5 separate regions of the Mus musculus genome follow, and regions 2, 3, 4 and 5 are each linked to region 1. Evidence: chromatin loops called from intact Hi-C (ENCODE). Cell type or tissue: heart. All regions are shown on one strand. Region 1 has its middle 7.5 kb from the start of Gm32224. Region 2 has its middle 21 kb from the start of Gm32379. Region 3 overlaps Gm32379 (a long non-coding RNA gene). Region 4 overlaps Zmiz1os1 (a long non-coding RNA gene). Region 5 holds the start of Gm31838 (a long non-coding RNA gene).

Region 1 (5,000 bases):
CCTGTAGGCAAGTCTGTGGGCCATTTTCTTGATGAATGGTTGATGTGGGATGGCTAAGCCCACTATGGGCGGCGCTACCCTTAGGCAGGGAGTCCTGGAGTGTACAAGAAAACAGGATGAACAGGCCACAGAGATCCATTCAATAAGCAGAGTTCCTCCATAGTCTCTGCTCCAGTTCCTGCCTCCAGGTGCCTGCCCTGCTTGAGTCCCTGTCCTAGTTTCCCTCAATGATGGCTCATAGCATTGGACATGAAACAAACCTTTTCCTCCTCAAGTTGCCTTTGATTGTGGTGTTTTATCACAGCATCAGAAGCAAACTAATGCACTGCCCTACATTCTCCCCTTCCATCAATCATATTTCCCCCTGATATATGGAGTGCTGACTGAATGTCGAGCTTTCTCAGAAAGGCAGTCATTCAACCTGCTTCCCTTAGTATGAATGCTAGGGAGGGTGATTAGATCCTCTCCTTTGGACCACCCACTAGCATCCATCTTGGGATTTCAGATCATCTTTCAGCTTTGCACACACAAGGGCTTGTTTGCCGTAGGGTGGCTTTCAGGAAATCCTGGTATGGACAGAAGAGATGGACATGTGGCTGCTTCTCTTGGGGGATTGTTCCCAGGCATCCTTTATCCTGGACTTAAGTTTCAATTTACACAGCAAATAATTCATGGTTTTGGAGCTTACAAAGAGTGTTAGCATATGTTTAAACCCCATAACCAGCCATGATTCATTAGCCTTATTCTCCATGATGCCGATGAAGGCCTTGGCTGGGCCCACACAGCAGTCAAGCAGTACAACTAGACTCCAAGCCAAGCCTGACTCCAACAATGTGCCTTCCCAGCTACTCTCTGAGCTGGAGAGGATGCTCACCAAAGACTGGGACTCATGTGGAGTGGTGATTGGCCAGAGACCACAGGGAGCAGGTAGGGAGTCAGGGGATCTGAGTCTCAGGCCAAGTCCATGGCCATGTCTCCTACTGAGGCTCTTCTATGTACTCTCTAAATATCCCTGTCATTGAAGTTGATGGCTCCTGAAATGGAGTCTCTTGAGCAGGGACTGCAGGGTTTCTGTGAGGGATGCCCCTTTCTGTGTCCACACATGACCCATCAGACTTAGGAACTGCAGGGCTGGGTCGTCCGTGTTTGGCCCTTCCACATTCACCACAGACTTCTGATGCAATCTCATGTTTGCATGGCTGGCTTATATCATGCTTTCTCCACACCACTGCACCTTGGGTTTAACTTCATGGCTCTGAGGTGGGCCTGGGTATGGACACTTTCCACACTTCCTTATGAGAAGCCGGTGGATGACAGAGGATGAAGACTGTGAGACTAGCTGCTATTTTTCCTTACAGTGGTCACATGGTCAAACATTCCTGCTGGTCTTACAAGCATCCCACAGGCCTACAGACAAGGCCAAGTCTAGCCATGTTGGCCCTCATCAGGTGAGACCCTAATGGCATGACAGCACATGCATGGATGGATGATGTTGAAGTCCCAGAGGAGAGACATAATGGGAAATTGTCAAATCCCACTGTCACAGAAGCAGGAAAAATTCACAGTGGGGCTGTCCTGTGCCACCTGTCATCCTGTGTGGATTACAGGTGTCAATCTGCACACAACAAAGGCAGCGTTACACCACTGATGTAGTGCAGGGACATTAACTTTGTCAGCTTTAAGCCTCATGTTTAAATCTGCAGTGAGGACTGGAGATGTTCAGGTGGTAGAATACTTGCCTGTATGCACGAGACTCCGGGTTTGATTCTCACAGCCGTATAAACTGCATGTGGTGCTGGAAGCTTATAATCCCAGCACTGGGGAGGCAGAGGCAGGAGGATCAGAAGGTCATGGTCAAAGGCATCCTGGTGTGCTTAAGACTCTGTCTCAAAAACAAACAACAATAAATCTGCAGTACTGCTTTGACATCTCATCAGAGCAATGCAAACAGAGATCTAGTTGTAGCATTGTATAAATTCAAACAATATAGGATGGTGATCATTGAAACCCATACTAGGGAGCCGTGGAAACATGTTTTTCTCTGTTAATTCCTGAATTTTGAGGGTTGCCCCACCATGCTTCCTGGAGAAGTTGACTTGTGCTTCACCCACATGCCCACAGATTCCCTTCTTGGTACATGGGCATTCAAAGGTTATCTGTTGGAGGGATCCTGGCAAGCCCAGGGCCCCCAGACCCTCTAGAGGGCACCCAAGGACTCTGGCATGTCCTCTGCACCTTGGGTTGAAGCAAGAGTTAGCTTTGAAGATTTCCAGGCAATAATTAAATGTAATTTCAGGGGAAGAAAATCTGGTCAGTTTCGATGTGGGACAAATTGGCTTCGCCTATCTGTCTTGGAGAAAGCTTTGTGTGTTAGTCTGCTATCGGCCATTTTCCTGGAAGCATTGTTTCCCATTTCAATATAATTGCTTCAAAATAATGTGGAGGGATCAATTGCCACTTGTCAGCTGTAATTTTCTGTCACTGGGGGAAAATAATGTGGGGAGGAGAACAAAATATGAGCTAGCTTATTAGCCAAGATGGAGGGAGCATGGGAAGGCTGCCTCCACCCGGGACAGTGGGTTTATCTAGAAGACAACATGCTATTATGGCTTCTGTTCCTGTCCTTTTGGCTTCCATGCACTCCCTGTCCACAATTAGCAAAATCCGACCTCCTACCCCGATTCAGCACCGTTTCTACTCTTCCCATGAAAAGCCTTCCTGGCCTCTAGCCACGAAGACCTGGCCTTCCTTCCAGCTTAGTGACTTAGCCAATAAACACAGATCAAACACCCAGGTTTATGTAGGAAGTCTTTAGGCTTCAAAGAACTAGAGGCCTCGCTGACAGCGATGCCAACATCCAGCTCAATTTCCTCCTATCAGGAAGGTGACTTCAGGTTGGGTTTAGAATCCACTCCACGAGGACTCGTTTGTTCTTTGAGATGGTTAAATGGCCACCCAGGCTGCAGATAGCCACCTGCCTCCCTGCATGAGAAGAGGCCAGTGCAGGCACCTCCCACGGAGGAGTCGGCTCTTGCTAGGAAAGTCAATCTCTCCCAGGAACCCCTGGCAATGTTTAGAAACATCTCCGAGGTGGAAGTGACGTACAGCAAATTACACCTATTTAAAGTGCACGATCTGATCAACCTTAATTAAGTCCTCAGTCAAGACAGTTCAGAGATCAATGATCCCCACAAAATCTCTCCCAGAAATACACCTCCCCACCCTGCAGTTTGGAAAAAGAAATTATCCATGCCCCATTGTCCAAACTTGCTTCAGTAACCACCTAGAACTTGGAGAATACCTGGGAAAGCCAGGACTTTGATCTCTAAGACACATAAAGAAAGAAGCTCAGAAGTAAATGCTGGCCAGTTTAAGAGTGGACCTGTTCTGCCTACTGCCCTAGTATCAGCAAGAGGCAAGAACCAAGCAGTGGACTCTCTGGCCTTGCAATTGGCGGTAGCTGGGTCACAACAGAATTCTGTTGCTGTTAGCCAGTGGGTGAAATGGGAGGTAATGGAGCCTTTCAGACATGAGGTCTAGTGAGATCTGGGTCATTGAGATCATGCCCTCCCATGGAATCATGAAGTGGACACCTCCCAGCTACGAGGTGGACAACTTGCTGTGTCTTGCAGCCCCACCATGACGAGCTGCATCCCTACAGGCTTGGAGCAATAGGACCAACTGATCACGGGCTGAAAGCACCAAAACCATGAACCCAAAATAGGTTTCTCTTTATAGACTAGTGTCGCCATTATTTTGTGTCAGATACACAAAGCTGATTCATACATTCCATAGGTGCTCAGGAGCTAAAGAAGGAAGGGAACTAGATCCCTGCATTTATTGTACATATATCATATACCTGTTATTTGCTAATTGCTGAGTACCTCCTATGTTTCCAGTCATTACAAAGCCCCTGGGTGATATGTAAAGCATTTATTTCTTAGCCTTCCTTCAGAGGGGCTCACAGAGGTGACACAGTTGGCCTAGAGTGACATAGATGTAAGATAGAAAAATAGGATTCTTGACCAACCTAAGACTAGCACCTGGGCTCTTTTGTCTTAAGAAATTTCTGCCCCCAGAGCTTGCGATAACGGTAAGAGACATAGGCTCATATCAACTCCAACAGGCTTTTATAGGTGACAAGACATGCCCAAAGCTTGGCATGCAGAGATCACAAGTCCTGAGTCAAAACCCTCACCTGCGGGTACCTAGCATTCTTCATGCCCTGTGCCCGGAATGTGAAGGAGATCCATGGAAAAGGGTAGGAACCGGATGCATAGAAAATCTTGGAAGAAAGACTACCACATCTCATAAAATCTGGAGCTATTGCCAGCTGAAGGACCTTGGGGATCCTACGACCCCATAAACATATAGAGGGGCCGTCAATTCCTCCCACAAGATTGCCTCAGAGGTCTAGGGTCCAGCTGTGGCCCTATAATTACTGATGCTGTTTCTGCCACATAGGGATAAAGAGCCAGACTAGAGTTTCTCAACTGCAAAACTGACCAGCTGTATGGCCTCCGCTTTCCTATTGTAGGGAGAGACTTTCTGTTTCCTTGGCACTGGGCTGTTCCAGGGGAGGCAATATCTTCCTAGTATGTCTCCTAGACTCAGGACAAATGAAACAAGGTAAAAAGATCACCCCAGGTGAATTTGAGAACAGGTCACCAAGAGCTAGATTTTGCTTGGAAATAAGATGCCACCATTTGACACATGTAAGGGGATCCAGGTATTCTCATGACACCTTCTTGAGGCTCTTCCGTTGATGTCACAAATCCCTACGGTCAATAAAGTACTTGTTGCACAAGCACGAGGACCTGAATTTGGATCCCTTAGCACTCATGTGAAAAGGTTATGGTGGCATGACCTTGTAATTCCAACATTGGGGAGGGAGAGACAAGCTGGTCCCTGGGGCTCCATGGTCAATCGGCATAGCTGAAAGCATAGAGCTTCAAGTACAAGGGAGAGACTGTTTCAAAGGAACAAGGTAGAGGGCTCCT
Region 2 (5,000 bases), 110 kb after region 1:
CCTCCCCAGCACCTTCTCCCTGGGGAAGCCAGGGGGGCCAACTGGCTGTGGGGATCCTGTGGGGATGCCTGTCAGGCTTCAGTCCAGAGCAGGGAGCCCCAGGAAGTACCACCATAGATAAAACTCAGTTGATTGTACTTCAGTGTCTTCCCTTTTAAGCCAGGTCATTAGGGTACATGCTACCAGGACAGAAAAAGCATTTCTAATTAAACTACAACACCATACACAAAAGGCTGAATGGAAAGCCACACTTCCACCACTGAATTCAGATGTGAAGATGTGTAGACCAGAAGAGATGCACCATGGTAAAAAAAATAATAATAATTAAAAAATAAAATAAGAGTTCGCTTATTCTGCCCCAGCCAGGAGACACTCAACCACCCAGAAGCCTTGCCTAGGTGACTTAATTCATTGCTAATTTCCCTCCGTAATTTCTGGAGATTGAAATATAATTACCATATTTTCTGGTTGAACAGACTGAAGAATACATGGGTCAGATTGTTTCCCCTGAGTTACAAATCAGTGAGGGATAGGCATGGAATTCAGAGATTCTTTACATACAGCTTTCTCTCTTCCCACTGATTCCATAACATCCCGTGTATTTCTGATACCCAAATAGGTTCCCCCAACCCCTCTGCTTCACTTAACTGTCATGTTGACTCTGGTAGAGCCTCTCTGCAATTCCTAGAGAGGCTGAGACAGGATCACCAAAAGTGCAAGACCTTCATGAGCAGCAGAGTGAGTTCAAGGCCAACCTGGGCTACTCAGTAGGACCCTGTCTCAAAATAATAATTTTTAAAAAGGTCAAGGGTATATCTCGTATCTCAGAGGTAAAGCTCTTGCCTAACATGTGCTGGGCCTCTGGTCCCATGCTCTGTACCTTACTTTGCTGGCCCAGCACCTGCTTGGGGAGCCCTCCCTCTCAGCAAGCATGCATGTTTCCTATTCTTTGTGACTACTGAGGTCCAGAAGGAACACAGGCCTCCCACTGGCCTCCACCGCCATAGACGTTACCATTGTCTCCATTTCTGTTAGCTTATCTGGTTGGTGGGCTGATTTTTGATGGAGAGGTTTTAGTAACAAAGCATGTACCACCCACCGTGTTTGTGTGGTTCTGGGGCCTCTCGCCAGCATCGCCAGCCCCACTTCCGTTTCTGAGTCTCACTGACAAGATTGGGATAAGCAACTTTGCCCAGCTCTGCCTGATCCTCTGCATAAGCTGAACACAGAGAAATGAAGTTAGCTGCCATTAAAATGGCTGAGCTAGGTCCCCACCAACGCTACCACCGGCATGTGCATGCATAATAGTAATGAATAACAATACTGTATGGAAGTGGTTATCTGCTAGGGACTTAGATCCCAGATCCCCCAGCACCAGGTTTCACTATGTTTCAAAGCTCTGGATGCTGGGGACACCTCTGCCCAGCTGGCCACATTGCTCATGGGTAACTATAAAAGTGGCATAGTGTGTCAACAAAAGCTATGAGGGTACAAGTAAAGGCATCCACTGTCCAGTGTACCTGGCACATTAGGAGGAGCAAAAGTTGCTGTGGATCTTCTTAGAGGTTTTGCTGAACAAGCAACTTCTTTATAGTAATCCCCAGTGAAGGAAGGAGGAGTCTCAGGGGAGCAGCCCTTACCTGAACCAACTTCAAATGTTCGTGACACAAGGCCAGAAATGATGAAAGTCACAAACAAGACCAGAGACATTGTAAAGTTAAAAATAAGAGAGGTTTCTTTGAACTTATAGTTCTTGTCCAAGGTCAAAAGCTCAAGTCTGATAATTGGCCTTCTCTCTGGCAAAATCTTAGAGATGTGTAGGATGCCATATGGTGAGGCCCATGAGAAAGAGAAGAGAGATGGGAAATGTGTCTTCTAGCCTCTCTTTGCTCTTTAGAGACCACCCACATTTAATCTCGCACAGGGCTCCACCCTTCTGATTATGTTGGATTCCCATGGCCCCCCCAAGCTTCGCTCCACCCACTATAGGAACCTTGCTTCCATCCTCTCATCATTTCACAGTGGGAACTCAACTCACTGTGAGGTTTTAGAAGAGGCAAAGCATTGCAAGCCAGCCCAGCAGTGTGAGCCTCAGGCCAAGCCAGCCCAGCAGTGTGTGCCTCAGGCCAAGCCAGCCCAGCAGTGTGAGCCTCAGGCCAACCAGGGTGCAGTGTGTGCCTCAGGCCAACCAGGCTGCAGTGTGTGCCTCAGGCCAACCAGGCTGCAGTGTGAGCCTCAGGCCAACCAGGGCTGCAGTGTGGCCTCAGGCCAAGCCAGCCCAGCAGTGTGTGCCTCAGGCCAACCAGGGCTGCAGCAGCTTGGAAACTCTCCTGCTTCCACCTTCCCACATGGCCGGGCCCAGACCCTCCATGAGACCTCCAGTCCTTCTTCAGATTTGCTTACCATAACCCACCCTATACCCTCCCAGAAAGATCTCTTCTCCACCCCCAATAGAGCAGAGGAGATCTTTCTGGGAGGCAGAAGACCGGAGTCCACCTGACCCCAGGTCCCTGCCCAGTCATTTGTTTGTCAGGTGGGAAGTGGAAAAAGATACAACACCTACTGGGTACTGTGGCTCAGCCTAAAGAAGCATGCAAGTGGGCCCGCTCTCTCTCTCTCTCTCCCTTTCTCTCTCTCTCTCTCTCTCTCTCTCACACACACACACACACACACACACACACACACACACACACACACATCTCTAGTGCATGTAGCACAAGCTCTGCATGGAGGGAAAACTCAGAGTCATCACCAGTGCACAACAGCACAGCAGGTTGAAATCAGAGACCATGGCTACTGTGTACCAGCATCAACTCTCTCTCTCTCTCTCTCTCTCTCTCTCTCTCTCTCTCTCTCTCTCTCTCTCTCTCCCCCTGTCTCCTAGTCTCCTAGTGGGGAGCAGGTAGGCAATAGCATCCCTGCCTCCTGAGACCTGAGTCTTGTCCACCCTAGTCCCCCAGAGCTCTGATGAAAATGACTTGCTCAATGGGGTATGGTTCAGAGTCCACAGTGGGGGCTGAGATCAATCAAGGGACCCCAGGCAGGAGAGGGAAGCTCTCTGATCCAGTGACTCAACAGGACAGCCCAATTCATTGGGACATCCACTGGGGGAGCAAGAGAGGGTGTATGCCAGCTGAGAGCCCTGCCTGGCACTCTGGGGGGAACAGATGGGGGTGGGTTTCAGGTCACCAAGAATCAGGAAGAGGAGGAAAGAATTCAGTAGAAGTTTCAAAACCTCTGCTCACTCCCTCCAGACCAGCGTGGGGCAACAGTCAAGAATTTTACTGATGCCAGAGAGAACACTGGGTGCTACAGGCATGGCAGACAGTCCAAAGTGAGCGGCAAATGGGGAAAGGTGAAGAGGAGGCATTTGAGATGACTAAGGACCCTCCCCTCTTGTGGGAGAGTTACACGAAGCATTCTTCAGGGTGTGTGCAGATCTCTCCCCTTTGAACAAAACTCTGGCTTCTTTTGCTACTCCAGAGCTGGGCCAGCCTCAGCAAGCTGGGTAGCACTCGAGAGGGTAACAGCTCCACATCCAGGGGAGCCTTGACAGAGACAAATGAGACTCGGTGTCAGCCGGGCTGAGCCACCTGGGAGTCGATGCACTCCTGCCGTCCAGGACCAGCCCCACCCCTGCACCCTCATTATACAAGCTGGGATGTCCTCAGGCCAAAATACTGTGTACCGCCCCTGCCCGAACCTGAGTGTCATTATGACAACTCTCACTTGAAATTATTTGTTTTTCTCTATTGATCTTGATTCGACACTGGGAAAATGTATTCTTTGTACGACATTCCCAAGGGCTTAATTTGTCCATGTTGGAAGCCTTTTTTAATAGGATTCTGCCCCATTGTTTATTCTGAACATTGAGTTCTGAGAACCGGGATCCAGCTCCGTTAATAGAACCTCATTACCAGGGTCTCTCCGCATCAGGGAGCTGATAGTGGCCTAGTAAGCAAGAGGCTGCTGAAGGAGCTTCAGGAGCTGCCAGATCAAAGGCTCGTGGGAGGCCACACTGTCATTGTCCCCTGCCACCTTCCTCCTATTTGGAGACCTAGAGCAGTGACAGTCACTGAGCTGGACAGTCCCATGTGAACCCCATCTCAGAGAGGTCTTCCCACCCGGATGACCAAAGAAGCAACCTTTCTCAAAGTAGGACCTGTGGAACCCCTGCATAAGTGTCCCCCAGGTGCCAGTGCAGAGGCAAACTGCTGGGCCTCTGCAAAACAGTGCCTTAAGATCTAGACAAGAGAGAGTCCTATTATGGAACCCACACCTCAGCTCCATGAAGGGACTTCCTTCTGTCCAGGACTGGCCAACTGGGTGGTCCATACCCAATGTCATGCTTGAATCTCTCTGTGTAGTCTCCTGTTCTTATGTGTTCCTCTTGTTCAGAGACTGTCCATCCTGGCCCTACCTGATGACCCCAGGTTTGGACCAGTGTGGCAGCAAGCTCCAATCATCTAGCATCACCTGGTGCCTCAAAGTGGGGTGGGCAGTGTTAGCCAGGCAGCCTGGTAGAGGGAGCATCCCCACCAGCCAGGGAAGTGTTCTTATCACAGGACTGCAGGGCACTGAGCCAGTGAGATGGTACTCATGTGATTTTGAGTGGTTCAGACGGTTTACACAAATAGTCTCCTCTCTGTAAAAATAAAATAAATAAAATGTGCTGGTCTGAGGTTCTAAGCAACCCAGGGCAGCTCTGCCAAGACCCCCCAAGACAAGAGCTGTGAGTATAGAGCCTGTAAGATCTGAATCTGCTGGAAATATATGAGGAAATGGGCTGAAGAGAGGCCTCGTTTAAGGCTGGGTAAGGATGAGTTACTAACCCTTCCTGAACTTTAATTTTCACTCATGAGTAATTTTGCTTCTGGAACATTCCATCTCCTTTATGTAACAATGCAGCCTGGGAATCTGGCTCAGGTAAGTCTAGGATCCTGCTTAGGACTCTCTTAGAACCACGGCTGACTTAGCCAAAGAAGAAACACAAAACCTGA
Region 3 (5,000 bases), 82 kb after region 1:
CAGGGGGATTAAAACACACGCAGTGCATATCCAAGGCTGCCTTTTGCTACCTGCATACTTGATGCTTCAGAGAGTGGGTGGGCATGATGAAACCCGGGCCCTGTGCATGTCAGACAAGTGCTATGCTATTTAGCCCTTGGATATTTTTTTTTCGACAGGGTCTTACTATGTAGTCCAGGCTAATGGTTTCCCCATACTCTACCTCCCCAGTGCTAGGATCATAGGCACATACCAGACTGTGGCGAAATGAAACCTACCTCAGAAAGTAAGACACAAATAGGTACTGAAGCCAAGCAGGCACTTTGCCAGCCATGGCTGCAACCCTTCCAAAGCATGATTGCTGTGGAAGGTGATATTGCTGGGGTAGTTCTGGTCCAGGCTTCTGTAGCCCATCTGCAAATCTTTATACTAACCCACATACATGAAGGGTCTTGAGTGAGACCCTCTTGTTTTCTGAATATCACCAGTGGAGCAACACTATAAACTCAATCTTACGGTTGCTATGAGACCCAGTTGGCCTATGAGCCCCGGCACCCAGGGTCTGTGAAGGCTAAGATCATCCACAGTAAAGAGAATAGAAACAGTAAGAGTAGGTGAGGAGCACTAGCCAGGCCCATTTGCTTCACAGGAAAGCTCTAACCCACAGAGAGTCGGAAAGGCAAGCAGGAAGGCTGGTAGGTGACAATGCTGTGCCAGGCACTATGCCAGCTCGTAGCCTACAGCATAGCATTTAACCATGTCACTGGTCCTATGGACAAGGGGGCTCTGAGAACCATTCTTTTTAGAAGAGGGAAGGGAAAGACAGACCCTGACTGAGGTCCCATTGCTGGGAAGCCCTTGGGTGTCTACAGAATCTCCCCAAAGCAGACTGCAATGAGTGCAGTAAGGGGCAGGACCGGACACATACATCCTGGAGCCGGTAGAGAAGTCTGGGAGGCAAAACAAACAAGCAGGCGCTGATTTCCCTGGAGGAGGCTGGACCACCTTCCCTTCTTTCACAGGCTCCCAAGCCAAAACAGCTGCTTTTTATCATTCCTCAGAAATCCATAAAAGGGATGGAAAATGTTGGTGTGGGGAGTGTGGATGCACACTTAAATTTAACTGTGGCTCCCACTGCCTGTGATGGAGCCTGGAGATAACACCTCCAAGCTTGGGGCGGCTTCAGCCCAGGCATGGGGAGAAGAATGGTGTCCAAGGTCCACTCTGACAATAGTGTCTATCCCTCCTTCTCCCTACCAAATGGAGTTTTCTCTGTGTCTCTGCCTCTGTATCTGTCTGCCTCTGCCTCTCTGTCTTGGTCTCTCTCTCTCTCTCTCTCTCTCTCCCTCTCCCTCTCCCTCTCCCTCTCCCTCTCCCTCTCCCTCTCCCTCTCCCTCTCCCTCTCCCTCTCCCTCTCTCTCCCTCCCTCCCTCCTTCTCTCCCTCCCTCTCTCTCTCTGTCTGGGGGGGGGGGGGTGCAAGTGCCTGCGAGCTCACATGAGCTGGCTAGATTCCCTACTCATGCCTGAAGGAAGCCTTTCTCCCCTGGCAATGGCCTTGTCAGCAGTTCAGGCTCATCTTCTGCAGGTGGGACAGCCAGGCTGAGGTTGAAAGTCAGACTTTGGGTTCAAGAGCTGACTCTATAAATCAGTCTGCTCACACTGTTGAGTGTGTAAGTGGCTCAAGAGCCCATGAAGGAGCTGCTGCTGTTGCTGCTGCTTCCTCTTCCTCTTTCCCGTCCTCTTTCTCTTCTTCTCCTCTTCATCCTCTTCCTCCCCCTCCTCCTTCTTCCCCAGTGAACATGAGGCAGGGGGCAGAGGTGTGGGTCTTCAGTAGGCTCTGGAAGGATACAGGTTTAACAGATCTTATTCTCAGTCACTGGCTTCTTGAGTCTAAATGTATCTGCCATAGGCCAATTAAGGTTCAGAAGTTAACTGAAGTTGTACCAAGAAAGGGGGTAGCAGGGAGTGACACCCACCCTCTATCCTCTGTTGTAAGACCCTGAAATTCAAATGTTCCAGGGACTGAAAGAACAAGAAACCAGCCAGACCGCCCATGCTTAGCAACTCCCACTGTCACCCATGACTCTACAAACCCAGCATTCATAATACATAGTTTCTAAGAGAAGCCAAATGTACAGGTCTTTTGCATACTCCCAAGTCATGAGGATTCTAATAGCCATACCAAACTTGTTAGCAAGTTGAGGACTTTAAAGTATCACTGGGGCCCTCTTTTCTGCCCTGACCTGGGAGTATCAGGAGAGCTACCCCTTTCTTTCCCCTGAAGCCTGCTGCCCAGGCTTTCCCAAGGCTTCCTGCTTTGAATGCTGGGGTCGATCAAATCACCCTGATAGAGAAAGCCAGCCATAGCATCCGATAGAGTTGGGAGCCAAAACTAACTGTACATTCTTCACCGTTACTTTGTCCAGCCTCTGTCTTCTTACATGTGAGCTTATCTCAAACCTCTGTAAACAGAAAATGAGAAGTTTAGCAAAGTTCCCGAAGCCCAGCGTGCCCTGGCAAGGTTAGCTCTCCCCTTTGATCTTTCACAGGCCATGCCTTCAACCAGGAGATCTTCAGTGCTTCTGATACTGCTCAAGTTTCCTTCACTACCAAGGCTCCCTTGAACTGGCCCAGTCTCCATCTGCATGCTCCCCCTGATGGCCAGTTTTACTGTGCCCAAGCTCCAGCCCTTCCTGGAAGTGCCCATATGCCACCTCCAGTGACACTTGGACCTGACATGCCAGGGGCAGTAAGGGAATGAATAATGGGCACACATATGGAAAAGCTGTGGTCAGGGAGGTGGTGTGCACCCTGATGGAGTGGCACCAACTACAGCAGCCCAGAGCCCAGCATACTTCTTATGTGCAGCAGGAAAAGAGGGGCTAACTGGTCTCAGTAAGAGGTGTCTGTAGTGAGCACTCCCAGGCTCTCAACATCCAAGAGGAGAAAGCTGCAGTTGCTCATTTTTGCCCACACTGCCAACGTTTAGATTCAGACCTTCCTAGTGGGAAGGCGTTGCCAGTTTCCCATGGATGGCACATGACAAACAATACATTAGCTCAGGACCTCATTTACTCAGGACTTTACTCAATCCCTACACCCATCTCTGTAGCAACATCTTCTCAGAAGATGGTAGAGAGGACAAGTGTCAGCCTGCCCTCTGCTACATGGGAACAACTACCTAGAGCATCCTGAACTGGGAAAGTCTAAGAGAAATGTCCACACTGAACAATAGGAAATGCAGTCCGTTAGTTATGTCTGCTGAGGGCTCTGTGGGGAGGCATGGGAGTGCCTGTGCAATGTGTCTGCTGATGACCATCTTATACAGAAGATGCAGCATCTAAACGTGTGTGTGTGTGTGTGTGTGTGTTTGTGTGTTGTACATGTGTCAGTACAGGCAAGTATGGAGGCCAGGGATCAGCCTCTGAGGCTATTCTTCAGAGCCAACAATCTTATGTTTTGAGACAGTGTCTCTTTGTGTGGCCTTCAGCTTGCCAATTATGCTAGCCTGGCTGGCCACAAGCCTCTCCAGAGCTGGGATTACAATACACACACCATGCCTAGCTTTATGTGTTGGTGCTGGGGATTAAACTTAGGTCCTCATGCTTGGGTGGCAAGCTGATTAAACCAGCTCTTTAGCCCTGAGGGCAGTTGTTTATAATCTAGGTTTCTGAATCACATTGTGAGATCAGTATAAAACTGGGGGGAGGGGGGGCTGGGCGTGGTGGTGCACACCTTTAATCCCAGCACTTAGGAGGCAGAGGCAGGCAGATCTCTGAGTATCTCTGAGTTCAAGTCCAGCCTGGTCTACAGAGTGAGTTCCAGGACAGCCAAGGCTACACAGAGAAACCCTGTCTCAAAAAACCTAAAAAAAAAAAGCAAACAAGACTAGGTGGGGGGAGACTGAGAAAATCAGAGACGGGAGTGGAATGAGTTTCCTAGAGCCCCAGCAAGCAGCAAACGTAAGGGCAAAGTTCAAGTGTGTCTGAGCCCATGTCCCCACTCTTGACCCTATGACCTCATTTCCCCCTACCTGAGAATCACCGAGGTCTGGGGACAGTCATATCCCTGGATATGTGTGATAGATCCAAGGCAGCATTTGGACCCCATGGGTTACATTTGAGGGAGGACAAGGGCCTTGCTCATGCTGCACCAACCATGTGACCCTGGAGTCCCTCGTCCTTCCATCCTCCTAACAGTAATGCATAATGCATCATTTATTTCTCTTGTGGATCCAAAGGCCGCATAGAGAAGCCACACGGATGACTAGCTTCCCAAGAGACCTGCCCACAGTCAACTCTCAGAGGAGAGCTTTGGCCTGACTGCTACCTCCCCCATGATCTGAGGCACAGTGCATGCTGGTGACCTCCTACAGCAGCTTGGGGACTGAGACCTCATCCCACTCCACTCCTCCCCCTGTGGGATCCTTTGAACCCTAGAGGCATTGGGTCATAGGAGTGTGCAGAACCAGGGGCCAGGTTGCTCTGCCCTGACAGTTCAGTGTCAGAGTCCTGTCCCACCTGCCTTGTGATTCAACGTACAGTTCTACCCTAAAAGCTTTGGCTGGTGTCACCTGCCCTGCGGCGTCACCTGGCGGGACCTGGCAGGACAGAGCTGGATGAGATAATGTCTGGTCAGGGATCCGGCTGTGGAGCAAGTGGCTCTTTGCACATGTGCCCAAGCTTTGCCTTATTTATGCGTTTCTACTTGCAACTCTCCAACTCAGCAAGCCCAGGCCGTAAGTAGGGGGAGGTGGTAGCCCACTCACGGTTTTTCTACAGCTTGGCTTCCCACACATAGGCCCCAAGTTGATGATTCCAGGGTTTCCCTGCAAAGAACAACATTCCAGTCAAAGACTCTTGTGGCCCAAGAATGCCTTAGGGCCAGAGAAACACAATCTGCCACCCAAGTTCACAACTCCGTGGCGGGTCCTAGCCAGACAGCAAAAAGAAACAAAGGGGTAGCATTAATTTAGCACCTACTGTTTTCCCAGTAAATCTAGAAATTTCATAGCATTTAG
Region 4 (5,000 bases), 280 kb after region 1:
GCTTACCTTATGGATTGTAATGTAAACATTTTTAGAGATAGAAGTGTGACAAAGAGGTCACAACCTACAGGCTGAGAACCATGGCCTAAGGCCAGACCTGGGTGCTTAGTAAGGGCTTGCTTACACCCCACCCCAGGGACACTAATCAGAAACAGACAAGGGTGACCAACATCTTTCCAAGTTATTTGGATGCTCTTCAACACTGGAGTCCCAATACTCAAAGTTCACCCCAACCTGAGTTAGCAAACGCACTGTGCAGGACCATGGCCAGCGGTCCTAAAAGCCACCACTAGGCCTCTGTCCCCTCCACACAGCTCTCAGCATAAAAATCACTAATGAGGGAGAAGAGGCTGGAGAGATGGTTAAGAGCACTGGCTGCTCTTCCAGAGGTCCTGAGTTCAATTCCCAGCAACCACATGGTGGCTCACAACCATCTGTAATGGGATCTGATGCCCACTATTGGCATGCAGGTATACATGCAAATACAGCAGTCATAAACATAAAATAAATAAATCTGAGAAGGAGGAGGAGGAGGAAGAAGAGGAAGAGGAAGTAGATAACACCAGTGGGGATGTTTCCAAGTTCATTTCCATTTCCCCACAGGAAACTTTCACCAGAATGAATCAAAAGTTGAACCAGCAATTTCCCCCGCCCCCCATGAGTTCACACACACACACACACACACACACACACACATACTCGTGTGAGAAGCATCGTGTCCAAGCAGTAAGACAGCCTGGCTGTCTTGCTTTGGCCCCTCACCTGTCAGGCTCGGCTCTACCCCACCCAGGCACAGCCTGCCAAGGCAGTGAGTAGTGATAGGTGGCTATTGTCTCTGTGTCTTCTTTGGCAGACAGAGCTCTGACACTGGAGCCTGACAGCCTCTGAGACCTTTGTCTCCCAGGCATGGCCAGTGGCCATAATTGATATGGATGTCAGGGCTGCCGTCCTTGCCCAAGCTGGCAATTAGCGCTTGTGTTGGTGGCTGCCAGGGATTCCTGATGCTGCAGAGCAAAGACTTGTCAGGTTTGTGGCCACGCGGCTCATTATATCGGGGACATGGGCTCCCTGCCCCCACCTTCTCTGATCTCTCTGAAGCAGAGAGGGTAGCTGAGCCACCTTGTCACTTCCATCCTTTGTTCAAGAAGGTAGAGTGGAGCTGATGGTGACAGTCCATCTCCATCTATAGGTCCTGGGTCCTACACAGAGTGACCAGTGGGAAGGCTGTGAGAGAACTCAGGGTTACCAGACAACTACAGCAGTGAGGGGCATATGCCTTCAGGAGTCGGGCAGGCACAGCCCATACAGTAACATGGCTGGGCTGGATGGCACTCATGCTCAAGTCCCTTGTCAAAAAGGTGAGCAGCGGGCCAGATCCAAATTCTCTAAACTGTGGGTCACATCCACTAGTAGCACAGATAGATAATTTAGTGGACCAAGGCATCATTTTAAAGACCAAGAACAGGAGCTGGAAAGACAGTGCAGTGGTTAAAAGCATTTATTACGCTAACAGAGGACAGACATTGGGTTCCCAGCACCCACATGGTGGCCCACAACCATTTGTAGCTCCAGTTCCTGGGGATCCAAAACTCTTCTGACCGCCAAAGGCTCCTACTTGAATGTCACACACACACACACACACACACACACACACACACACACACACACACACACACATAATTACATATTTAAAAATAAATAAAAATGGCTCAGTGGATAAAAGCTAACCATGCAAACATAAGGACTAGAGTTTGCATCCCCCAAACCCACATAATAGCCAAGCAAGCATGGTAGCCATCTGTAATCCTGCCACTCAGGAGGCAGAGATCGGGCAGGGGGTTCCTCAGGACAAGGCTAACTAGACCAGTTGGAACTGAAGAACTTTGGATTAAGTGAGAGACCCAGTGCCAATATATAAAGTAGGGAACAATCAAGGAAGCCCATAAATGCTAACGTCAGTCCTCATGTGCATGTGCACAGAAACATACACACATTCAAGCATGCACATGCGCACATCACTATACAGAGAGAGAGACAGAGACAGAGACACAGAGAGAGACTAGAGTAGAATAAAAGCTAGAAGATTAAAATAGAGTAGACTCACATGCATTTCCTGAACTGAAGACAAGTGCAGTCTCCTTAAATTTTGTTCAATTATGCACGCATAACATATAAATGAGTGTTGTACAACACAAAAGGTTTCTCGGGTTGTAGGTTCACAACCCACAAGTGACAAGGATGGGGCTGGCTACTCCAACCATTCCAGGGATCTCGGTTAAAGAGGACTCTAGAGGAAGTTAAAGTAGAGGAAGGCTCAGGTGTCTTCAGGAAATTTCCAGATTTGTTGCAGTAAGAGGTAAGCAAAGCAGTCGCTTAGGGCCAAGGGTTCCCACCTGCCCTTCCTGGCCCAGTCCTTTAAGCATCTGTGAACTGGGTTGTCTGGGCAGGAAATGAGGTGCCTCTGCTGGCATCTTGGGTGCAGGCCTCCTTGCTCCCTGCTTGAGAGCCAAGCCACACTAAATGAGGGATGCTGGGATACAAGGACTCTGCTAGTTCTGTGTACATGCGAAGGAATAGACATCAGTGTAGGATATTGCACAGAAGCACACAGCAGATCCCATCACAATCATGTAACACCTACATCTAACCCAACAACAACAACAGCAACAGCAATCTATCCTGGTGTGTCAAGAACTGCAGAATCCCTTAACTTCCAGGGACCATTCACAGAAAACACCATTCACTGACCCCTGCCTCGCACGTGACAGTTTACACTGCACTTTCCTGTACATCTTATACACTCATCGCTGTAGGGTCCTCCTCCCAGCTCCCAAGTCACAGTTGAGAAAACAGAAGCCCAGAGATGCCCAGCAGCCTGCTCAGGGACGTGCAGCTAACAAGAAGATTAGCTAAGAGGCCACTCAGCCTGCCTGAGCTCAGCCCCACCCACCTCCGCCCTATTTATTAAACCACGCCTCCCTGAACAGTTTGGGATCTGACAAGCGTAGTCATTTTGGAAAAAAATCCCCTGCCAAGCCAAGTCAAATTTGACAGAGTTCAATAAGGGCTTTATATTCTCTCTTTGCTATTAAATCATACTTTCTTTTAAAAAGCTTGAAGCTACACAATTCACTACTGAAGCAGCCTGTTCCAGACGCTGGTAAGGTCAAGACTGGTTTCCACCCTCAAAGTGTGCCTGGCCCCACCCCCGCCCCGCCCCCTGCTACCCCAGTGAGGCTGTATGGGCCCTGAAGACAATTATCTGCCCTGAAAGCCGGCCCCTCTCCAGACAAAGGCACTCCCCCACTCACATTTATCAGTTTTATTCCCTTAATGATTCAAACTTGTGCTGCGATGTGCAGCTCAGAACGGAGGGTTTCATGGATTTAACAGTTTTATTAATTTAGGAGGTTTCCACTGAGCGCCAGAATGGCTCAGTGTGACAAAGAAGGTATCATAAATGAATTGATTTGTCACGTATCAGAATGTGATCCAGCAGAGATTTCATTATTGGAGTTATTTTCCTCCAATTATCTGCAAACTTAAAATGCTAAAGAGCACCCCCCTCCACCCCCACCCCCAGCAGCAGCCGGCCTGGATCATTTGAGCAGGAAATAAATGGAAATCAATGGCCCAAATTTGCTGCCACATGCAAAGGCCGCCCAGCCTCCCTCCTCCCTCTGTGTAGCCACTTGGGGAAAACAAAGCCAGGGCACAGAGGCCACAAAGGCCACCTGCAGCCTTGAGGCATGCTGTGCCTGTGGGACTGAGTCTTATCCCAGGGCCCTGGCCCCAGATGACCAAAGAACAGCGCTAGGCAGCAGCCTGCCTGGCAACACCAGCAACCGAGCACAGGGTGGGGGCTGGGGGTGACTATGGAATGAATGAGTGCTGAGCAGGGAGCCTGGATCATCCCAGACACTCAGAAACTGTCACACCACATCAAATGTGGGTTCGCTTGCACTCCCAGGCCACCAGATGCTGTTAGCCTCGGCCTGGGGATCCCCACTCACCCCAGCCCTCTCCTCTACTGTCCAGTCTTTCACTGCAGGCTGGTCCCTCCTCCCCTTGGGTCCCTGCTTCCTCTCTGGCCCAGGTTCCAAGCCAGCCTTTCCTATTCCTGCCCACTGAATCTCCTATCTACCCCACACAGCCCCTCCTCCCGTGCCTCAGTTTCCTTATCACCAAGAGGATCATGGGAACAAACTCTAGCTCCCTGCTCAGGGCATTTGTATACAACACACCAGTCCTTCTTTGCCACTAAATTTGAGGTTGTGCCAGGCACCCATGAAGATCATGGAGAAAGGTGGAAACCACTTGCCTTCAGGGAGCAAGCCCCCTTTCATAAACACACAGAGATGAACCTGGGACTCAAAGCCTGACATTCGGCCTAAAGAATAGGACTCCAGGTTGACAGGGCTAGCTAGCTGCAAGGGAGAGACACCTAGCCAGCACCTCTAACATGAGAATTTTTTCACCTACCCCTTTGGAAAAGACACTAAGCCTGTTATAACCAGCTCAGTGTCCAGGGGAGGACAGCAAGAGCCACTTACTGTGTGTGACACCTTTTCTAGGTGCTAGAACAGCTTGGGCCCTTCTCATTTCTTCCTGAGGATATTTTTTTGCAAATGGAAGGGAGAAAGGTCCCAAAATAAGAAATGAGCTGTGTAAGGTCACACTGCCCAACCTAGCCCAGGTCCATGTGACCGGAGAACACTTGCAAAGATGTCGTCCCCCTGCCATCCCCAACTGCACTGGCTTCCATCCCGGTTAGTGGCAACTGTCATCTATCTGGTAGAGAATTCAAAGGCTGAAATCAAGGCCAAGAGGAAACAGAGCAGCGCCAGTCCCCAGGTGAGGGGCAGGTAGGGACAGGTAGGCCAGATCCCACTTGGTCCCTTGTTCCTGGAGTATCTTCATCTGTCCCGAGAGCAGAGGCAGAAAGCACATGGAAGACTGGAAAGCTCCCTGCCTAAGATGCTGTGTGTGTGTATGTGTGT
Region 5 (5,000 bases), 340 kb before region 1:
ATCTACCTACCTACCTATCATCTATCTATGAAATGTGTGAAAAGATAAGCCTAGAGCGTCTGTAACAGAGGTGCCTGGAAACAGGAGAATGGAGGGCAAGCCTTTGACCACCTCAAGCTATGGGACTCAGTGTTTAAGAGCAGATATTTGAGCCCTGAGCAGTGAAGGCTCCCAGGTTCTCAGTTGTTACCAGAAAAGCAAAACATGAAAGAAGACACAGAACTTCCTAGAACCACGTCCGACTTTGCTGGGTGTGCTTGGAAGCATGGGGGATGGGGTATCATGTCACTTGTCTCCTTTGGACTCATCTGAATTTGCTATCATGCAAGAATGACCTTCGTAATAAAGGGTATTGTATTTTCAGCAAGGATGTTTAAATCTACAAGCAGTCACCTGGTCTAATCTTGGTTGGTGCAGAAAGAGGGAAGCTCCTCTGTCCCTGTCACTGTGGGTTCTCGTTCCCAAGGGACAACATAGATCCAAAGCTATCTTTCCTCCCCCTTCAACTGTTTCCCCGACCCCAGGAGACCAGTGGCTCCATGAAGGGATAAGGTCATACTAGTTCCTCCTCCAGGCAGTACTCCCTGATTACATGGCCACCATCTCTCATCTGCCCTGGGTATAGATGAGAGTCAGAGGGCCTTAGGACCTAAGGTCATCTGAATATCTATACAGAGAGCTTACAACAGCTGCAGTGACACCATCCCCTTTGGTTTGTCATGTTTCAGGTGTGGGGTTATGTGCCTTTCTGGTCAAGACCAACCAGCCACCCTGAGCATGCCGGGATGGGAGCAGCAGAGGCGAGAGAGCGATGTGTTATTTTACTGAAAGGTCACACAGCCAGGCTAGGGCAAGGCTGGGATTCTACTTCCGATCTATCTGGCACAGGTGACTTCCTTTTCTGTGGCTATAACTCAGTCTTCTCTTCTACTCTGGCTTGAGGTTCAGAGTGTGTACTTGAACTTGCATATAGCCCTGGGGCAGTGCAGTAAGGGATAAATGGTAGAAACCCATGCACTTCTAGCAGATCTTCAAGAATATTCCAAAGCTTTTTCCACCCCCACCCCTACCCCCAGGCTTGGTCAAGGTCACGAGCTGCCCAGGGACAAACTGAGACTCCAACCTGGGTGAGTCTGACTGTCTGTCCCTGACCCTAGCCTGCAGACATGCCAAGCTTCTTCCCTGGATGCTGCAAGTATGACCACTTGAGCGATGCATACGTGGGAACGGAGAGCCTGTCTGGAGCTTGCTTTTGTATGGTCCCTGGGCTAAGACTGTTTGCATTTGGAAAGGTTTATAAAAACAAAAATCCAAAGCTGGAGCTCAGATGCATGCTTGGTTGACAGAGCTTAACGTGTTTCCTTCCTGGTCCTCTCAATTCATATAGAAGACAACTTCTTCATCCCACAAGCTAGTGGTCTCTTCATCGCACTCCAGTGGGCCTGGGCATATTTTAAATGAACATGAAAGGTCTCGCTCTGCGTTAGCCATCATAAAAGGGTGACTCCCTTTTATTTAATTTTTTAATTTTTGGGTGGTGATGGAGGAAGGATCTGTGCCCAGTGAAGAGAAAATGCAGCAATTCCATGGTTGGATTTCTGGAGTGAGGGAAGGATTTTTTTTTTTTTTCTTTCTGAATGGGGTTAAGTGTACCACTGCAGAGATAAACTATCTTACAGCGTTGGAGATCAGCGCTCTAGGTACCAGGCACTTTCCACAGGGCGGTAAAATGGGAGTCCCTGCCCCACCATACACCACCCATTCTGTAGTCAAGACAGTCCTGTACATTGAGAGACAGGTTCTGAAATTGGAGGAGGGCCAAGGAGGCAAGCAGGAAACGCGGGAGGTGCCGCTAGCACTGAAAAGTGAGCCGGCTCTGCAGATAAACGGGAGGGGATGTGGAGCAGGTGGTGCTGGGGCCAGGCAAGGAAACGGCCCCAGTAAAGAGCTCCGAGGTTGGGCAGCCTGAGTGTGGGCCTAGGGCAGTAGGTGTCAGCAGAGGCGAGGCTTTGGGGTTGGCCGGGCCCGCCCCTCCACCGCGCGGCCATTGTCTGAGCCAGCCGCCGCCTTGGCAGCAGAAGGTGACATCTGGTGACTAATGGCCGCGGCTGCGCGCCGCCCTCCTCCCTCCCACAGCGCCCAGGGTGCAGCTGCCACACTGCCAGCTTTTCTCTGTTCCCTCCCACTTCCTCCCCACTGTTCCTCTTGCGGGGCTGGGGACGGGGCGGACAACCGGGACCTGGAAGCAGGACAGATACCAGCGTTTTTTCCAGCTCGCTAGGCCCTCCCTGCGGGTGCCTTGTGTCTCTCGACTCCTTAACGCGCAGGCGCCTTCTCTTCCTCGCTGCAGCAGCCACTACCGTGCGCCCTTGTGGACAGTGCCACCCCTCAGGGATATCTCAGGAAGCAGCCTTGCCCTATGCTGCACATCTTACGGAGGGCACAGCCCAGTGGGCACAGGAGTTCACATGTCTAGGTACCAACACACGGGTGTAGGGCCCCTTGGTTACAATAAATGTCATACATTAGATACCTGAGTGTCTTTTCTGTTTTTGTGCTCACGCACATGGGAGGAATGGTTCTGGCTGACAAACTTGGGGACAATCTATCTCTGCGTTTGGAGACTCTCATAGCCTTGCTCAAAATAGGTGCTCTTTGGGCATGTACCTACACACTCAACACAGCAGGGGATTGTCCTTGTCAAAGTTTGAGGACAATGACAACAATGTAATTCAGATCCTAACCACTCTCTAAGCCAAACTACCCCTCCCCATGTTCATACTCCTGCTAAATTAGATGCACTTAAAAAACTGCATTTAAGAGGCTGAGAGGACGGCTCAGTGGATGAAATGCTAGTTACTCAAGCAGGAAGGCTCGAGTTTGAGTCTCCCCATGGGCTTGTAATTCCTAGAACGGGAGAAGAATCTACGGGGTTCACTGGCAGGCTAGTCTAGAGAAATAGGGGAGCTTTGGGTTCACTGAGAAGAGATTGAGAAATACAGTTCACACTCACACAAACACACACACACACACACACACACATCAGGAAAGAAGGGGGCAGGGAGGAGCAGTGGGGAGGAGGAGGAGGAAGTCCATTTTAAAACTTGGCCAGATGTTCAGCTTCTCTCTTACAAGATCAGAAGCCCTGCCACTGTGAGGCACCTTCCCAGCTGGCCAGTGTGGGTTGTAGCTGGGTTTGAGGTTCCTCTGGCCTCTTCAGCTGCTCACCTCCCTGTTCCGATAATCCACATCTCCTCCCCTGTGGACACTTGCTCTGTCAGTCCTGTGAGTGGCTGGGCTTCCAGGAGAGTTCTTAGCCTCTAGCCAGCAGTCAGAGCCCCAGACCCTTGAAGCTGGCAGTGAAAGTAAGGTGCTTGGTTCTCCTCACAAGCCCCAGCTCTGAAGACCACAGTAAGGAGACGTTCCCCATTGCACGGGGTTAAGGGGACTGTAAGCCAGGGAAGCCCTGTGTCATCCAGAGTACCGTCTTCACGTGATGTCATAGGGTCCTGCCGATGACTCTGAGGTGCACTACCATAATGGCTTCTACTCTAGAGTGGTAGAGGCTGGGGATGAATTGAGGTGACCACCTAGTTGTGAAGTACAACTGGGCACTGCTGCAAAACTTGTAATCTTGGTAGTTGGGAGGCTGGGGCAGAAAAAGCGTTTGAAGCCAGCCTGTACTATGTGTTGAGACCTGTCTCAAACACAAATGACCTCAGCCCAAACCAAGAAAGCAATGAGTTGGGAAGGCAGAAGGACGTAGGGTCCACACTCCTTTTATGTAGATGAGGACAGTACCTCTACTGGTCAGCTCCTGTGTGGGAGATGGGGAAGGGCCTAGGAAGCACTCTTTATGTCTAAGAAAATGACGTACTGTTTGGTTTTCATACAGCAGAGAGCGCCCCGCTGATGTGACTCTCCCTGGCCTCCATCTTGCTGAGGAGCACTGGTTCACAAAGAAAGGTTAATGTTGAAAACCTCCACAGAATGTTCACATGGGAAGCCAGGTGGGTATTGTCTCTCCACAGCACTCACCAGTCCTGTCACATCCCTGTGTCCTCAAGGGTTCTTGCTGCCTGAGAGCTGATGCTGCTCAATGGACCACTTGATCCTAGCCAACACATCCTTCTTTCGAAGGAAGTCTGAGAGTTCACTGATTTTCACAACATCCAAAGTCAAGTGGATAAGATGTGAGTGCCCAAAAGGTTAGGCCTGGGCTCGGATCCCAGCTTTCTTGCTTTCTGACAATGGCCCCTGAACAAGCAATTGTACTTTGTGCCTCTGTGTCCTCCTCTGCAGGTGACACAGTATAACACTTGTTCAGAGGTCTACTTGCTGAGAACTAATTGAGATTTACTCAATTAGAGAAAAGAATTGATAAGGGGTCCTTGCCCAGGGCAGGTGCTCAGTTCATCCCTGAGGCTCGGATCCCCTTGCCTCTAGCTACTGCTTGCTCTATTGCTCCTGACCCTGCTGGGTTTCATTTTTACCAACTTCCTTTGTATCTGGAGCCACCCTTGCATCTCTTTGTATGTGTATAGAAGGAATGGCAGGCCTTATTGACAAGGTGGTGGCCGCCTCTACATAAATGCAGTTGTTCTGCATGAGGGTCAAATTGAACCCTGCCTAAGAGCCTAGAGATTGATGATGCAGACCATGACAGCCAATAGGGAACTGCCAATTGGAGGCCATGCTTGCTTGGGACCAATGGGATGTAGGTGGAGGGTATAAAGGGCGCTCCCTGAGAATTAATAAACAAGCTTGCTACCCCATCTCACCTGCTCCTGGAGTCTGGGAGTCTGAGCCATTGATTCTGTGCCCCTCATCCCCAAGCCCCAAGGTTGAGTATGGCTGGGCGGCAGGCAGTCCAGGGTGTAAAGCAGCATATATGCTCTATATCCTCTCCTTCCAGCTGGACCTCTCTAATGTCTCTTCGCTTTCTCCTTGCATGAAGCTTGTGTTTGGTTTGGTTGGTGGCAACCCTGGCCTACACGGTT

Evidence for each region. Peaks named below come from ENCODE experiments on the same cell type or tissue, not always from the same donor. Only the 100,000 strongest peaks of a DNase experiment are listed, where the experiment ranks them.
Region 2: a loop joins it to region 1, with 2.1 times the contacts of the local background. A loop is called at or near these places in 2 of 42 quality-filtered maps.
Region 3: a loop joins it to region 1, with 2.0 times the contacts of the local background. A loop is called at or near these places in 4 of 42 quality-filtered maps.
Region 4: it touches region 1 in a loop (2.1-fold over the local background); 3 of 42 quality-filtered maps call a loop at or near these places.
Region 5: a loop joins it to region 1, with 2.8 times the contacts of the local background. A loop is called at or near these places in 5 of 42 quality-filtered maps.

Annotation. Positions count from the first base shown.
Region 1 is chr14:25,117,981-25,122,980 of GRCm38, forward strand. No RefSeq gene overlaps it. Among named protein-coding and RNA genes, the nearest start is that of Gm32224, 7.5 kb to the right of the region's middle. In heart, a CTCF peak has its summit at 2,201 (motif pointing right); no DNase peak of the experiment used is centred here.
Region 2 is chr14:25,229,882-25,234,881 of GRCm38, forward strand. No RefSeq gene overlaps it. Among named protein-coding and RNA genes, the nearest start is that of Gm32379, 21 kb to the left of the region's middle. In heart, no CTCF peak of the experiment used is centred here; a DNase peak (open chromatin) is centred at 2,190; H3K27ac peaks cover 2,428 bases.
Region 3 is chr14:25,199,838-25,204,837 of GRCm38, forward strand. Gm32379 (a long non-coding RNA gene) reads right to left here. Exons shown (of 5, transcript XR_383275.2): 4 at 4,749-4,808; 5 at 1,746-2,442. Among named protein-coding and RNA genes, the nearest start is that of Gm32307, 3.2 kb to the left of the region's middle. In heart, a CTCF peak has its summit at 2,644; no DNase peak of the experiment used is centred here; H3K27ac peaks cover 2,693 bases.
Region 4 is chr14:25,394,178-25,399,177 of GRCm38, forward strand. All of the region lies in intron 1 of Zmiz1os1 (a long non-coding RNA gene), which reads right to left. Among named protein-coding and RNA genes, the nearest start is that of Gm32645, 5.0 kb to the right of the region's middle. In heart, no CTCF peak of the experiment used is centred here; DNase peaks (open chromatin) are centred at 884 and 2,954; H3K4me3 peaks cover 766 bases; H3K27ac peaks cover 3,380 bases.
Region 5 is chr14:24,777,186-24,782,185 of GRCm38, forward strand. It overlaps Gm31838 (a long non-coding RNA gene), which reads left to right and starts at 3,893. Exons shown (of 7, transcript XR_874416.2): 1 at 3,893-4,010. In heart, CTCF peaks have their summits at 1,992 (motif pointing right) and 2,196; DNase peaks (open chromatin) are centred at 2,166 and 3,146; H3K4me3 peaks cover 1,112 bases; H3K27ac peaks cover 2,878 bases.